Regions from separate parts of the Homo sapiens genome. Here region 1 is linked to region 2. Evidence: chromatin loops called from intact Hi-C (ENCODE). Cell type or tissue: natural killer cell. All regions are shown on one strand. Each heading gives the region's core, and the rest is flanking DNA. Links, peaks and the distances in the headings are about the cores only. Region 1 overlaps ANKRD11 (ankyrin repeat domain containing 11). Region 2 overlaps ANKRD11 (ankyrin repeat domain containing 11).

Region 1 (8,326 bases), core at 175-8,174, 65 kb after region 2:
TCTATACCCATGTTACTTCAGTCCCATCCAAACATCAGGCTCTCCTCCAACTCCAAACACTTCCGTGTGCAGAACCAGGGAAGGAAGCACAGACAGGATTGAAGGCAGCTCCCAGGACAGGGCTTGCTGGTGCAGGGTTCCCCGGCTCTGCACTTAGCATCCGAGAGAATCGCGTGTTTCCTGAGCAACACTCCTGGCACATGCGTTTTGCAAAGATGGAGTGAGGTTTTTCCTCCTTACACTCCTGGAAGATGGAGTGAGGTTTTTCCTCCTTACACTCCTGGACAGGATTGTTCAAAGCTGCCATTAACCTCAAGGACCATTAAAAATAAGTGTGTGATGGGTGCGCTGGCTCACGCCTGTAATCCCAGCACTTCAGGAGGCTGAGGCAGGCGGATTGCTTGAGCCCAGAAGTTGGAGACCAGCCTGGGCAACACGGCGAGTCCCCATCTCTACAAAAAATTCAAAAAATTAGCTGGGCATGGTGGCGTGCGCCTGTAGCCGGAGCTACTCACACCACTGCACAGCAGCCTCAATCCATCAATCAATAAAAATAAATGTGAATACGCAGCTTCTAGTCACCACACAGCCTGGTTTCAGTGAAAAGCAGCAAGTGTGCCACGAAGCTTTCCGTAAAAGAGCTCAGAGAGGGGAAGAGCATCAGCAGCAGGAAGCCAGCGAGGAACCCCAGCATCGACCTCCAGAGTCCTGAGAGCACTCAAAGCATCATGAGTCCAACGATTTGCAAGCTCACTGCCACTGGCATTTGGGTTCAGCGCGCCAACAGGGTTGAGCAGCGTCGGTCTTCTAGATGCCAGTAAGGCCACCCAGCAAATCCTGGCAACCAAAAATGTCTCCAGACGATGTCCGCTAAAGGGCAAAACACGCCGGTGAGAACTGCTGCTTTAATGCAGCTGCTGTTTCCCATGTATGAAGAAACTGGGCCCAAATCAGGTGAAAGTGAAAAACATCAGTTAAAAGTGAAACAAAACTCAGTTTTCTGTTGTCTTAGGGTCCCACAGGGTATGGAAAGCAAGTTGGGAAGAGAAAATTCTGGTCTGAAGGTCTTTTCTTTCTGACTGACAGACAATCTCAGTAACTGATCCCATTATCTCTGGAAGACAGTACCAATCCAGAGCCTCTAAAATATTTGGAATAAACATTACAGATTTTTCTTAAGAGACAGGGTCTCACTGTGTTGCCAAGGCTGGGAATGGAGTGGTGCAAACACAGCTCACTGCGGCCTCAACCTCCTGGGCCCAAGGGGTCCTCCCACCTCAGCCTCCCAAGTAAAGACATTTTCTAAGGTGTGAAAAAAAGCTTCATTTAGAATACATGTTCACATCAAAACCACCACCACGACTATAAACAAGCTATGTTGTCAAACAGAAAAGCACCAGGCTACACTTCTTACTGTCAGCTCCTGCCTACAGCAACTCAGGAATCAACAGGCCTGTGGAGGCTGAGTGCAGACAGAGACCATGGAGACATGAAGGGTCAGTGTGTGATGACGGAGTCAGGGAGTCAGGGATGGGACCATCACCCATCCATGTCTGGGGGTGGGGCTGAGACACGAAGGGTCAGTGTGTGATGACGGAGTCAGGGATGGGACCATCACCCGTCCATGTCTGGGGGTGGGGGTGAGACACGAAGGGTCGGTGTGTGATGACGGAGTCAGGGATGGGACCATCACCCGTCCATGTCTGGGGGTGGGGGTGAGACACGAAGGGTCGGTGTGTGATGACGGAGTCAGGGATGGGACCATCACCCGTCCATGTCTGGGGGTGGGGGTGAGACACGAAGGGTCGGTGTGTGATGACGGAGTCAGGGATGGGACCATCACCCGTCCATGTCTGGGGGCGGGGGTGAGACACGAAGGGTCGGTGTGTGATGACGGAGTCAGGGATGGGACCATCACCCGTCCATGTCTGGGGGTGGGGCTGAGACACGAAGGGTCGGTGTGTGGTGACGGAGTCAGGGATGGGACCATCACCCGTCCATGTCTGGGGGCGGGGGTGAGACACGAAGGGTCGGTGTGTGATGACGGAGTCAGGGATGGGACCATCACCCGTCCATGTCTGGGGGCGGGGGTGAGACACGAAGGGTCGGTGTGTGATGACGGAGTCAGGGATGGGACCATCACCCGTCCACGTCTGGGGGTGGGGGTGAGACACGAAGGGTCGGTGTGTGATGACGGAGTCAGGGATGGGACCATCACCCGTCCATGTCTGGGGGTGGGGGTGAGACACGAAGGGTCAGTGTGTGATGACAGGACCACTGCCCATCCATGTCTTGGGGCAGGGGTGGGGGTAACCAAAACCAGAATCCAGTTAAAACAACAGGGAGTTGCTTCTACCTATGGAAATGGCAACAGGACAAGATGATAACCCAGGTGCTAAGGAGTCGGCTACACGCATTCTGTGTTAGGAAACCCAGGAGGTACTAATGGCGGCTCTCTCTGAATGGTGGAGCAATGTGAGGTTTTAAATGCTCTTACCACTCTGGACTCCTTACTCTCATCAACCCCTTTAAGTGGGTTATTTGCCACGTTAGGGATAGGGAAAGAAAATTATTTAATACAATCAACGGGTAAAAAGTTAAAGTTACCTAAGAAGAAAGAGCTCTAGGCCAAACCTATAATCCCAGAACTTTAAGAGGCCGAGGTGGGAGGATCACTTCCGCACAGAAGCTCAAGGCTGCAGTCAGTTAGGGTGGCACCACTGCACTCCACCTGGGCGAGCGACTGAGACCCTAAGAATATCCAAACCATTAAAAGAATTTTTTTACAGAATTTTTCTTTTAAAAAAAGCAATTTTAAAAAAAAGGATCTTGGATGTTATCACCAAAAAGAAGTGGTATTTGAGGGGATGGACACAGTAACCACCCTGGTCTCATCGGTAAACAAGGCATCCACGGACTGAGGCATCCTACCGGACTCCACTAACAGGTGCGACTATGGGTCAGTAATAAACACACTTTTCAATATGTCAAGTAATAACACGATATTCGCGCTGACCCAATCGCACCCCACCTCTTTCAACGCCCTGGGCTCTCCCCTCGCTTTGTTGCATGAGAGCTGCTTTACTCACTGCTCTCGACGAACAGTCACAGCCACGAGCACCGTCCGAAACAGAATCACAGCCTCCCTGGGAAGGAAGCTGGGCAGACCTGATGCTTATTTTTGGAAAGGAACGGAAGTTCAAGATTGCTCATGTTTTTATTACAGTCTCCCTTTTCTCCCCTAAGAGAATCACAAGTTTCAGGAGACTCTGACTGACACAACTGTATTAATGTTTAATTCACTCCCACTTTAATCACTTTTTTCTTTTTTTCTTTCTTTATATCAAAGCACATCAATAATCACTTTTTTCAATCAGGAGATCTACAACTGCTTGCTAACCATAGTCTTCAATCCGCTAAGATGAGCAATTCTTTCTGTCCACACTGACTAACCCCAACTGACAGCAGAGAAAAACCACGAGGCCTGTGGCTGCCCCACACCGCTGCTCCTTCAGACAACCAAGGGCCACGGTGGTTTCACAGCTGTGAGCTCAGGCCCCTCAGCTCCCTCCCGTGAGCCACCTTCCCAACACCCTCAGAGCCCAGGAGTCCATGTTAGCAAAGACAGGTCCCTACACTGGCCTTGGTCTCAAAACGCTGCTAGCCAGAGCTATGACCTTATGCAAACAATGATTTTCATTCGCGTTAGGCTGGGTGGGAGGGTCCACAGGGGAGCCACTGACGATGGGCATCTGCCCCCGACACTGGCTGACTAACCAGCACCATTAACCCTGGGCTCCGAACGGCAGTCACACCAGCCTGTCTCAGGGCCAGGTCTGTCTTTTCCCTGCTTCCCACAGAACGGCCCGCAGTGCATTCCTTTCATGAGTACAGGAGCATACGGATGGGTTTTAAGAGACTAGTGCGGAGCTGTGGCTTTCTTGACAAATACTTTTTCAGTAACTTCAAATACATGCACAGAGAAGGCATGAGATGTGTGGTTAGAGTTAACCTGAAAGCACAAGGTGGTGCCTGCAGCAGCAGGCACTCAGCACCTGACCCAACTCAACTCAAACATGTGAGCCCACCATTACTAGAGGTCAAAAATGGTCCAATAAACTCCACTCAGTTGTTCACAGCTGTTTTATTCATAAGCACCAGAAACTGGAATCAGCCCAGATGTGCTTCGATGGTGTAAGAAAACGTTTTAAATGGTCCGTTTTCCAGGCATGATAAATCTACGCAATGGCAGCCAGCCTGCGGATGTAACAAACCGCACGGCTCGTGCACCTAGAAGGTCACAATAAGCGAACAAAATGTAGAAGAGGGGTCAGCCCATAAATGGGAAGAAAGTTTCAGTATTGGGAAATCAAAACTTAAGCGGGTAAGAGGACAGGGTACAACCTTGTAAGCGGGTAAGGGGACGGCGTACAACGGGATAATGAAACTCAGGCGACCTCCGGGAAGATTGTAACCCCATAGTACTCGACCAGTGAGGAACTGGGGGAGGGACTTGCATTAGAGGAGATAAACTACCTGCTGTGACTGCCCCGGGTGTACCTGCCTACCAGGCACCTGATCTTGCAAGACTGCCATTAAAAATCTTGCTTCCTGGCTGGGCGCAGTGGCTCACACCTATAATCCCAGCACTTTGAGTCAGGCAGATCACCTGAGGTTGGGAGTTCGAGACCAGCGTGGCCAACATGGAGAAACCCCGTCTGTACTAAAAATACAAAATTAGCCAGGCGTGGTGGCGCATGCCTGTAATCCCAGCTACTCGGGAGACTGAAGCAGGAGAATCACTTGAACCCAGGAGACGGAGGTTGCAGCAAGCCAAGATCACACCTCTGCACTCCAGGCTGGGTGACAAGAGCAAAACTCTGTCTCAAAAAAAAAAAAGAGAGAGAAAGAAAAAAGTCTCATTTCTGCTGTTCTGTGTGTCTCCAAGCCCAGTCTTTGGGTGTGGACGGGTGAATGTGTGTTTCTCACCATGGATAAATAAGCTGAGTCCACCCACACCACGGAGACCACTCAGCAACAAAACAGAGCGAACATTACGCTGAGCAAAAAGGCCAATCGAAAAGGTTACATTTCTACGACTCCATTTATATGACACTCTTATGACAAATTTTTCAAATGGAGGACAAATCAGTGGTTCTCAGGGGTTAGGGACCAGGGTGGGGAGATGGGCTGGAAGGGGCAAATGTGGCTAGAAAAGGGCAAAGGGCCGATCCTTGCGATTATGGAACTATTCAGCACCGCAACACGGCAGGGACGGGGGCCCCCAGTGGTGAACACGCACAGAACTCAAATCAATCAATCTCTCTCTCTAACACACACGTACAAGTAAACTTCAGGCAACCTGAGTAAGACCGGTCAGCGATACCGTGTCCACATCCTGGCTGTGACGTTCTATTAAGGCCACAGTTCTCCAATGTGTTACCATTCGAAGAGAGGAGGAGACTGGCCGAAGTGTACAAAGGGCTCTCAAGGATTTCTTACAACAAAACACAAGCTCAAACTATTTAAAAAAAAAAAAAAAGTCCAAAAAAGAAAGAGTCCAATATTGACAATTTCATATGGTTTTATCTAGCACCAACTCACTTTATCCTCACAATAATCCCACAGAGTAGGTATCATTATTATCTCCCCTTTGCACATGAGAAAACTGAGGCCCTAGAAGTGTGAGAAATTTAGTCAAGGTCACATTTTAAATGGTGGGGCCAAGACCTGAAACCAGGCTGGCTGGCTCCAGTGCCCACACTCTTCACCACGATCAGTCTTGAAACTGGAAATGGAAAACATGGACATGAATCTGCTATTATTATGGCTTAAAAATCTTACAATGTAACTTTAGAGGACTTAAAGGGAACACTAAAGACCTACCATCCAGCCTCATCTCATTTTAGTTCTCAATCAAAAAAAGACACAGCCAATTGGATTCCACTCCCACAATGGTGCCAGGAGCCCCACAATCCCAAGGCCAGCTGGTGCAGACAGGTCACCTATCCACTCTGATCAAACCATTCTCCTGACCTCGGTCGGTCTCCTTCGTTTTTTCAGGTTGGGGGCGGACAAGGTGGGCCGGTTATTTCGATTTTTTCGGGCTGGGGGCAGAGAAGGTGCAGTTATTTGTTTCCTGTTTCTGGTGTTTCTTTTTTAAGGGTGGGGTGCTATTCATTTCGTTTTCTCTGATTTAAAGTGAAAGAGAAGGCTCCAGGGAATAAAGGCAACTACGCAAACTTCAGAACTGAGGTGAGCCTGAGGAGGAACTAGAAGGAAAACCAGGCTTCCTTCTTCAGTGCAAATGTTTCTTTTTACTACAGGAAAAAACGAAACAGGAAACAAAATGAATGTTCCCAAACAATTCTCTTTATACCATTTAGCAGAAAAAGGTGCAAAGTGGATGAATGCAGAACGAGAACAAGGGGGAACGATTTCACACAACCGTTCTTCCCTTTCCATAATGCCTGCCCTGATAGGAATCAAACTCCTCTGCTAAAGAACAAAAGCCAACTATGGAAGGCAGGAGAACCTTCAGTCCTCAGAGGAGGCATCCGACTCCTGCCAAAACCTTCCCTTCCTCACCGGATCCAGGGGAATGGCAAAAACAATTCGTGTTTGAAAGTAAACAGATACACAGCTATAACAAAAAAAACAAAGGAAGCTGTAGATCAGAAACTGGGAAATACCTGAAAATTAGAGGAGGACAAAGGCATGAAATCAAACTAGAGAAAGTGACACAAAAGCCAACAGTGAAAACAGCCCCAATAACACACAGGAGAAGGTGGAGGAAGGACAGTGCTGGACTGTGCAATACCTGCCTCCCTCCCGCAGGAGGCCCGGCTCCACAAGACCCCAACCAGCGCCGGCCGAGTTCACAAGCTCCCTGAGCAACAAACACCAACTCCCTGCGTGGCTTCACTAAAACAAGCCTTGAAAGGGAACAAGAGGCTCTGATGGTCACTTAAACATCACACACACACACACACACACACACACACACACACACAAATCTGAAATCCTGACCAATGAAGACATAAGACCAACCTTTCAGAAAGCCTAAATCAGGCGCATATAGATGACCAATTTATTTCTAGCTCTTAGTAAACCCACAGAATTCCAAATCAGCATCACAGTCTAATGGCAAAACTCAAAAGGAAACATGAATATACTGTGATCTACTTGTCTTGAGCTCACTGTTGGCCTCACCATTTTATGATCGGCGTCATGGACACTGGGAAACAGAAAAGACGGAGAAATCCGGGAAGCGGCTGTTTCACTTCAGTGTGAAGCTCCTACTCAACAATCGCTTAGTTATTTGTGACCTCTCACAACACTCATCTGTTCTGTTTCTACAAAATGAATAATCCAAGTGGCAGTAGACATCAGGACACCTGTTACCAGCCTGTCTTTTGCCAAGTAGGAACCTCAGAATGAGATACAACTCCATGAAGAACCATCTCTTGGTATGCAACAAGGTCTTCAGTCAGTCAGTCAATCAATTCAGCAGAGCTGCATGATACAAGATCAATATACAAAAGTCAGCTGTATCATCATCATACACAAGCAATGAACAATCTGAAAAAGATTAAGGAAACATTTCCATTTAAAACAGCATCAAAAAGAATATTTAGCAACAAATTTAACCAAAGAAGTGTAAAACTTGCACCCTGTAACCACAAAACACTGTTGAAAGAAACCGAAGACCTAAATAAGTGGAGGGAAAAAATCCCATATTCATGGATCAAAAGACACAGTGTCTTTACGACAGCAACACCCCCCAGGGTGACCTGATGATTCAGTGCAGTAACTATCAGAATTCCAACGGCCTTTTTTCAAAAGTGATCCAAAAATCTAGATGGAATTGTAAACCTCTTACATACTACAACTTACAGAACTATACAACTTTTTCTTAAAACTTTTTTCAGAGTAGAAAAGACATAATTAAAATGTCTAGGGGCCGGGGTGGTGGCTCACGCCTGTAATCACAGCACTTTAGGAGGCCGAGGCGGGAGGATCACTTGATGTCAGGAGTTTGAGACCAGCCTGGCCAACATGGCGAAACCCCATCTCTACAATAAATACAAAAAAATTAGCTGGGTGTGGTGGCACATGCCTGTAATCCCAGCTACTTGGGAGGCTGAGGCAGGAGAACTGCTTGAACCCAGGAGGCAGAGGTTGCAGTGAGCTGAGATCGTGCCACTACATTCCAGCCTGGGAGACAGAGTATGCCTCAAAAAAAAAAAAGTCTAGTAATCGTATGATGCCAGGTTTTTCTAAAATGATTATTTTTAATTATTAAGGGGGCAAAATAAAACAAGGG
Region 2 (8,326 bases), core at 71-8,070:
GAGGTTGCAGTGAGCCGAGATCACACCTCTGCACTCCAGCCTGGGAGACAGAGTGAGACACTCTCAAACAAACAAAGGCTGTGAGTGGCCTGGAAGCTCGTTCTTCTAGCTCCTTTGGCAAAGAAAATGCCCCCAAAGGAGTGAGGGCAACAGACTTTCCAAGTCCCAGGAAATGCACAGATTCACATGCTGAAGACCCACCAGATGCAGGAAGGAAACGCCAGAACAACATGTTTGCTTTCATCTAAAAACATCAGAAAAAGTCTAAATGTTGCTGACATTTCCTGGGCAGCTGCCCTGTGGTCTCCCGTCTGGCCAAGGAGCCTCAACCCAGTTGCTCCCAACATACTCCCATCCCAGGCGAACCTATGCTGGTGATGCTCGGGAGGCGGGCAGAGGGCTCACGGAGGGAGGGCGGAGGGCTCACACCCTGAGGCTCGGAAGGCGGGCAGAGGGCTCACACCCTGAGGCTCGGAAGGCGGGCGGACGGCTCACACAGACCCACAAGGACCAAAGAGGAACGTGCAGGACTCCAACACAAACGGAGGACGATGGCAGAACAGAAGAGCTGATTAAGTTTCTGCTGCTTGTACCATAAACTTTTCATCAGCCAGACTGTTTGCCTGAAAGACCTAATCAAGGCTGACAAGAATTCAAAGCCATTTCAAAGTGCTCCTCAGGGGTGAACGTGGCCCCATGTCCGGCACATGCTCTGCTCTGAACGCTCTCTCTTCCAGCAGGGACGGCCCCAGACATCGAGTATCACAACCAACTCAAAAATAGACTGAAATGTCACAGTATCGCCAGGATCAAAAGAAGGTCTCTTAAAAATAAAGGGTTTCTTCCATTAATAAGTAAAACAAGAAAAAACCCAAAGATGCTCACTTGAACTTCATCTTGTTATGAGCATCCACCCGTCGAGGGCAGGTCTTGTGTTACTGAGCGCAGCCTGACAATCGCATCTGCACCGAGGCCCTGCCACGGCGGTTCACGGCAAGGGTCTGTGGCTCTCCTGTGCGCAGCCCAATGGAAAGGCAGAGTGACCGATGAGATAAACACCACAGGAACAGGGTGCTCCCCCCAGCACAGCTCGGGAGACCAGGGCTCAGGAACGCTAAGTGACTCGCCCAAGACCACCAGAAATGAGTTGGGAGGCTGAGGTGGGAGGATCACATGAGCCCCGCCCTGGGGGCTGAGGCGACAGTGAGCCCAGATAGCGCCCCTGCACTCCAGCCTGGGCACTGGAGTGAGACTTGTCTCAAAACAAATACAAGAAAGAATCTGGAAAACCTTAGTTACTATGAACTAGTGCTTTTCACTAACAAAACACAAGTATTTTTTAATTCTCACGTTTCTGATCATCTTTGTTTATAACATTTATAGGTTACAAACAATGAACTATTGTGGGTTTTTAAAAACTGATTACAGACTTTCAGGACGTCCAAAGGAGACATCTTTGTCAAGGGAGTAAAGTGGAGAATTCCAGAGACACGCACAGTTCTCGGTGGCAAGCCATCCGCTGAGGTGAGAAGGATGTGATCCATCAGCCAACCCTGCCTAGATGATGACACCAGCTCCGGAAGCCAGATGGAGCAGCTGGACACATTCAGAACAGTGCTTTCAAGCAGACACTGCTTGTTCCAATGTCAGCTCTATAAAGAATGTAACAGGGCCAGGCGCGGTGGCTCACGCCTATAATCCCAGCTCTTTGGGAGGCCGAGGCGGGCGGATCACGAGGTCAGGAGATCGAGACCATCCTGGCTAACACAGTAAAACCCCATCTCTACTAAAAATACAAAAAAAAAAAAAAAATTAGCCAGGCGTGGTGGTGGGTGCCTGTAGTCCCAGCTACTTGGGAGGCTGAGGCAGGAGAATGGTATGAACCCGGGAGGCCGAGCTTGCAGTGAGCCAAGATCGCACCACTGCACTCTAGCCTGGGCGACACAGCAAGACTCCGTCTCAAAAAAAAAAAAAAAGAAAAAAGAAAAAAAAAGAACGTAATGGTACAATTTTGGGGACCCCAAAAGGATAATGCACATAATAAACAACAAAAGCCTGAGGCTTCTCCCAGGCCCTGTGGCTGTAATCTCCCGGAGTCCCAGGCATCCTGCTGCTGGGAAGGGCCAGCTCCCAAGTGACCTGTGACCATCTTGGAGGGGTTGGTGGCTGCCTTGTCAGCAGGGCATGTCCCAATGCTAATGGTTCAACAGCCAGGCTTGACATCTTTTATTCTAAAAATCTACCACAGAATAGCCAAAGGGCAGTGGTGGGGATGAGGATGAGTCTGTAGGAGGGACAGTGTAAGGAAGGTGGAGCCATCTAGGGGCACTGCTCAGAGGTAGGCTCGGCCAGAGCTACAACACACCTTCGAAGATGAGTGGGGTTGGGGGCGGGGTGAGTCAGCTTCAACACACCCAGGATTCACCTCTCATCTGTCAAATCTGCTGATAAAAGTCACACCATGAAGGAAGGGCAGTCAGGGACTGTGCTCACCACGTGTCCCGGGGACAGGACACTTGCTGCCAGTCTCCAGCACCTCACAGGGAACCAGGGGGCAGGTGAGCTTGTGGAGAAACAGGAATCCTCGTGCATTGCTGGTGGGAACATATAATGGTGCAACTGCCAAAAAAAAACAGTGTGACGATTCCTCAACAAATTACAAAAGGACTAAGCATATGATCCAGCAGTTCCCCTTCTGGGTAGATATACAAAAGAACTGAAAGCAGGGCCCCCAAAAGACAGTTGTACTTCGACGTTCACAGTTCACACAGCATGGTTCCCAACAGCAAACCCGAGTGTCCCCTGGCGGATGACAGAGAAGCAGAATGCGTCTGCACACAGCATAACGCGACTCAGCCCTAACGAGGAATGCCTGTCACAGCCAATGCTGCGGACTCCACTCACAGGGTCCAGGGACAAACAGCAGCTGCACAAGAGGAAGGGCCCTGAGGGAGGAGTCTGGGAGGAACCACTGCTCATCGGCAAGCCAATCCATGGCCACAGGACAACGCTGCTGAAGGTACTGGAAGCCAGGGTGCTGGCTGCCCCTTTCTGGGGACACCTTTCCTTTCTTTTCCTATTTTTATTGAACACTGGGATGAAAGTAATGAAAAGTAGTAAATCCTTTCAAAACAATCAGATTTAGTTATGATGCTCAATTTCTGAAATCAATCTCTTCAAATAGCCAGTAAATGCTTCCTTTCCAAAGACTGAACCCTCTTACTGCTTTGAACAATGGAGGAAGTGAGTGAGGCACCAGATGCAACTTTTGACCCAAGGACACAGGTCAAGCTGTGACAGTTAACAACCAGGGTGGCTGGAGATGCTGCACCCACCCACGTGGCTTTGCTAGAATGCCACCACGTGCGGGCAGACACAGGCCACAGCCCCCACACCTCACTCTGGCATCAGCACTGGTCCCGCATGGAGCTGTGCCGGCTTGCAGAAGACGTAGAGCACACAGGCGTGTTCCTTCCCTTCTGTTGGCCACATCACAGCTGCATATTCACGGGAGTGAACATCATCTACACAACAGCTTCCACGTTTGCAAACATGCACAGCTTAGCGACCACGTTTCAAAGAGCCACGTGGATAACTGCCTATATTACTGGTACTCAATTTCCAGGTTGGGTTGGTAACTGGATTGTTTACAACACAAAGGATAACTAGTTGAGAAGATGGATACCCCGTTTTCCATGATATCATCACTACGCATTGCATGCCTATATCAAAACATCTCATGGACCCCATAAATACATTCATCTATGTACTCACAAAAACTTTAAAAATAATAATTAATAAATAAACAGAATGACTAAGATTTCAACTGTTTACCCAGGATGCTGCCTGCAGCTCATTTCAGTGACAACCCACAAGCTGCCCTCGCTGGCCCTGTGTGCTGAGGACGGGACATCTGCACCCAGCCCTAGATAACCCCACGTGCAAACCACTTCCCCTGTGCCGCTAAAACCCACATCTCACATTTCAGTTATAGTTTGTTTTTTGCCTGTAGGTTTTTTTTTTGAGAATAGGGTCTCCCTCTGCTGCCCAGGCTGGAGCGCAGTGGTGCGATCATGGCTCACCACAGCCTCGACCTCCTGGGCTCAAGTGATCCTCCCACTTCAGCCTCCAGAGCAGCTGGGACCACAGGCATGCACCACCACACCTGGCTAATTTTCTATTTTTTGTAAAGACAAGGCTATACATTTCTTATATATGTCTAAATCGTCAGTATTAAACACTGACAGAGCAAAGCCTTTCTCTGCTTCAAATTTTAATATTCCAAAATATATAAAACATCATTGTCACTGTCCTCATCTAAAAGACTGATTCTGGAAGAAAAAAAAAATCAATCTGAAACAAGATCACGGAAATGCGATCTGTCCCACACACACCATCTTTAACATGAATGGTGCCTCCAAAGAACAAATGCTAGATGCAAACTGCTTGAGTATGCTTCTTTATTTTTAGTAAAGACTCCAGAAAATCCCAGAGCAGCCATTTCCCATACAACTCAATCGCACGTACAGCCCTTTAAAAAGCAGACTCCCAGGGAACTGCAGCCAGCTCCTGGAGCCAGCCCCAGCAGAGGAGCAGGAAGACCTTCCAGCCTGCGCCAAGGAGCAGCGCACACGTCTGCTGCAGCCCCTCGGCCCCCACTGCTTCGGGATGCAGATGGCAGCACTGTGACCTCACTGTGCCTACCTCCTTGTTCCGGCCCTGCAGTCTTGATTCTTCAGGCTAATCCCACACTCTGAGCCTTGGCTGCTGGCCGAAACTGTTATTAATGGCACAGAGCTGCTCATTTCAGCTTCTTTTACCACGAAGGTAGCCGGCTGTTCACCTCTCTGCCTCTCCACACTGAAGCAGGAACTGGGTAACTGTACAAGAGGCATTTTCAACGGTCTTCATATCTGAGTCTCAACAGCCAGCAGAAGATGTTTGCATTTTAGTCTACACTACATTCTATGTGATGCAGAAAGATAAGATAGTTTTTATTCAATTCTTGTGTAAAAGCTACAAAACCCTAAGAACAGAGAGTGCCATGGATGCCAAAATCAGCATCACATAGTTTATATGTTTTTTAACTTTTAGGTTCGGGGGCACATGTGAGGGTGTACTACATAAGTAAACACATGTCGGCAGTGGGCGGGGGGGGAGGTTGTACGTGTTATTCTATCACCCAGTACTAAGCCCAGTACCCAACAGTTATCTTTTCTGCTCCTCTCCCTCCTCCCGCCCTCTCCCCTCAAGTAGACCCCCGTGTCTGGTGTTTCCTTCCCTGTGTTTTTAAGTTCTTATCATTTAGATCCCACTTGTAAAGTCAGAACATGTAGTATTTGGTTTTCTGTTCCTGAGTTAGTTTGCTGAGGCTAATAGCCTCCAGCTCCATCCATGTTCCCATAAAAGACATGATCTCGTTCATTTTTATGGCTATGTTATCTTATCTTATTTTGTATTAGGGATGGGGCTTCACTATGTTGCCCAAGCTGGCCTGAAACTCCTGGGTTCAGGCAATCCTCTCGAATTGGTCTCCCAAGTAGCTGGGACTACAGGTGAACATCACCATGCCCACTTTTCCATCTTCATCACTTGATAAACATTTATAATGAATGACATTAAATTACACATAGCAAAATTCTGAGAAACTATATACCACAAATCCTACAAAATTTAAAAGATTAAAAAACCATGGATTATTGTTATGTGCATTAGCCAATGTCAGTGGTTCCAATATTTACTTTCACCACTAAAATGGCACGAAAGCATGAAGTCGGGAATGACAGCATTCTAGAAGCCAGTGCACCTGAGATGAAATTCATGGTATGTTCGGAACCTAGAACGTCGATGGTCAACACTAGGCAGCTTCATCTGTCATACGTGGACTCCCTTTCAAAACTCCAGGTGTGTGTGTCTGTCATGTGGCTATGGAGAGGAAGAGGAGAAGAAAAGATTTCGATTCACTAAAAACTCCTGTTAAGCCTCCAAGAAAGATCCAAGTAATCAGATACCTGGTCAGTCACAGCCTCTCTGCATGAAGCCTCTCTGCATGTGGTTAAGACCTGCAAACCTCAACAGAATCCACGGTCTCTTGCCCCTGCACTGAGCCTGTGTCGGGACTTGGCCACTGCTCTGCATCAGGTGAGAGGCTCCTTGTCTCTCACATCCAGATGGATCCGATCCAACTCACACAGTGAACGACTCCAAACCTGGGCAGCCCTGGGCTCCAGGATCAGCCCACCCCAGCCCCTGCTGCAATGGCACCTCCTACTCTCATTGTGGAAACCTGTCAACCCAATTACAGACACCCTGGCTAGGCCCGTACTTCTTCCTGTAAGCCTGAAACCCTGCTCAGCTACCCTAAACCACCACCTCTGCGCACCCCTTAGGAAACCCCAGCAGCACATCCCCCTTCTTCCTCCCGCAGAGGGCCTGCCCCAAGCAGCAGGAAACGGGGTGACACAGGCCTTCCTTGGCCTCAGCACACACAGAACCATCACAGCGCCGGGGGCGGGGGGTGCTGCAGGGACACATTCCAGCTGTGCACTTCTCTGGGGGCCAGCACAGACCACTGAGCATGAGCTGCCTCATTCAGGCCAGGTGACTGTCTTCATCATCATTCAACTTTGAAACTTAGGGTTTGTGCCAGTCCACCTGTTTATGTTCCATACTTACATATCCCAAGCCATTAACAAGTGTTTTCTTCTTTGGTTATGATGCTACAGAATCAGCAGAGGAACATCCGCATCACCAGAAGGCTCTGCAGGCAGCACTGAGGCCCATCCTGCTGGGAGAATGCCGCTCTGAGGGCAGTGGGACTGCCAGCAAAGGACACAGGCTCAGGGAGACCTTCCACTCCTGCTGAAACACCAATCAGTAGAAGATCACCACCCAGAAATATCACTTTCAAGCTTAAGGATCACAAGTTACAAAGATAAATGTCTCTAAGGACTAAGGGAGAAGTACAAAGTAAAAAGATTTAAGCTTGGGAAAATTAACCCTAAACATTTAAAAACAAAACAAACAAAAAAAATCCGCACTCTAGATAAGACCTTCAAAACAGCATGCCTGTCAGAGGGACAGTAAAGGTCAGACGGGGCAGCAATGGGGTATGAGCTGGCACAGCCTTGCAACACCCTGGATGGGCGGCCAGGGGCTTGTGAGAGTGGCTCCAGGCAGGAGGACCCTGAATTTATGGGAGGGGGCAAGACTAACCCTCAAGTGCTCCTCAGATACGTTTCATTAAATGCACTGAAAGTTTTGTAAAAGATGCAAGTTTCAACATGAGATACAATTATTTACCCAATCTGACATGTGGCTTAACAAATGTGAGTGGATTAGGGGATTTTTGTTTTATTCTTCTGAAATACCAACTGCCTTCTTCTTCCCCTTCTGAAACAACCACTGGACAAACTGAACGGCACATATGCTTTTCGGGATCTCAGCGTAAGCAGCTCCCACTGCTAGGGATGAAGAGTGCTCCTCTGTCTGCCTGAGTGAAACCTCACGACACCTTGCACAGCCCGCAGTCCTTGCTGACTGGAAGCAGAACCAAAACCTGAGCTGGAGAGAGTGCACGAAAGTTCCATCTAGACCCAAACCTAAATTGCACAGCTACAGAATGAAGTGAACAGCACTGAAGCCGGAAGGGACAAGACTCAATCCCACGTGACTGAACCCATGTGTCCAGCACCAGAGATACTGGGCGGAGCACACATCTCAGCTGTGTAAAAAGTAGAAGTTCCTCTTCAAAGACTTTCCTCCCCATCTAATTAAAAATAAATAGTAACTTCTCTTAAAAGCAACATTTATTCAAAGACCTGTGCTGACATTCCTAAATATCTGCTAGCCTTAATAAAGAAATCAATGTACTTTATGTTCTTAGCTCCCACAATTTAGCCTAAGTATCTGCCCTGGCATGCTTATACTGGTCGAAGCAAGCATTAGGTCACGGCCTGTTCCTCTTCCTTAGTTGAAGGTGTTTTTACCTTTCTCAGCATTCCACAAATTACTTCCTCCTTCCTTTGTTCTCCTCTGCCTTTGCCTCTTTTAAAAAGTTCTAAGTTGCTAGCCAATCGGGACAAATACAGAATGTGAGGTCCCGTTCCAGCCAATGGAAACCGGACACAGCAGTTGGTATAAAAAAACCGGACACAGCGTCAGGTTATAAATGACCCTGGTCTCCTTTATCCGGTGTACTCTCGTGGCAAAACTGCTGGCGAGTGTACCCTTTCTGCAGAAGGTATAAAAAATGGCCTTGCTGAGGAAATTAAATTTACGTTCAAGTGCTATTTCTTTACGGCACCAGGGCACAAGCATTTCAAAC

Evidence for each region. Peaks named below come from ENCODE experiments on the same cell type or tissue, not always from the same donor. Only the 100,000 strongest peaks of a DNase experiment are listed, where the experiment ranks them.
Region 1: a loop joins it to region 2, with 3 times the contacts of the local background. A loop is called at or near these places in 4 of 110 quality-filtered maps.

What each region holds. Positions count from the first base shown.
Region 1 is chr16:89,419,555-89,427,880 of GRCh38, forward strand. The region is part of intron 1 of ANKRD11 (ankyrin repeat domain containing 11); the gene reads right to left. Among named protein-coding and RNA genes, the nearest start is that of ANKRD11, 67 kb to the right of the region's middle. RefSeq lists enhancers at 19-520, 521-1,020, 3,677-4,177, 3,764-3,863 and a silencer at 5,295-5,404. In natural killer cell, for the core only: no CTCF peak of the experiment used is centred there; DNase peaks (open chromatin) are centred at 3,144, 3,527 and 3,960; H3K27ac peaks cover 526 bases.
Region 2 is chr16:89,354,820-89,363,145 of GRCh38, forward strand. The region is part of intron 2 of ANKRD11 (ankyrin repeat domain containing 11); the gene reads right to left. The region is part of intron 1 of LOC128462377; the gene reads right to left. Among named protein-coding and RNA genes, the nearest start is that of ANKRD11, 130 kb to the right of the region's middle. RefSeq lists enhancers at 2,119-3,005, 3,006-3,892, 4,100-4,169, 6,094-6,183, 6,231-7,430 and 3 more. In natural killer cell, for the core only: no CTCF peak of the experiment used is centred there; DNase peaks (open chromatin) are centred at 2,822, 3,532, 3,922, 6,402 and 1 weaker place; H3K27ac peaks cover 2,115 bases.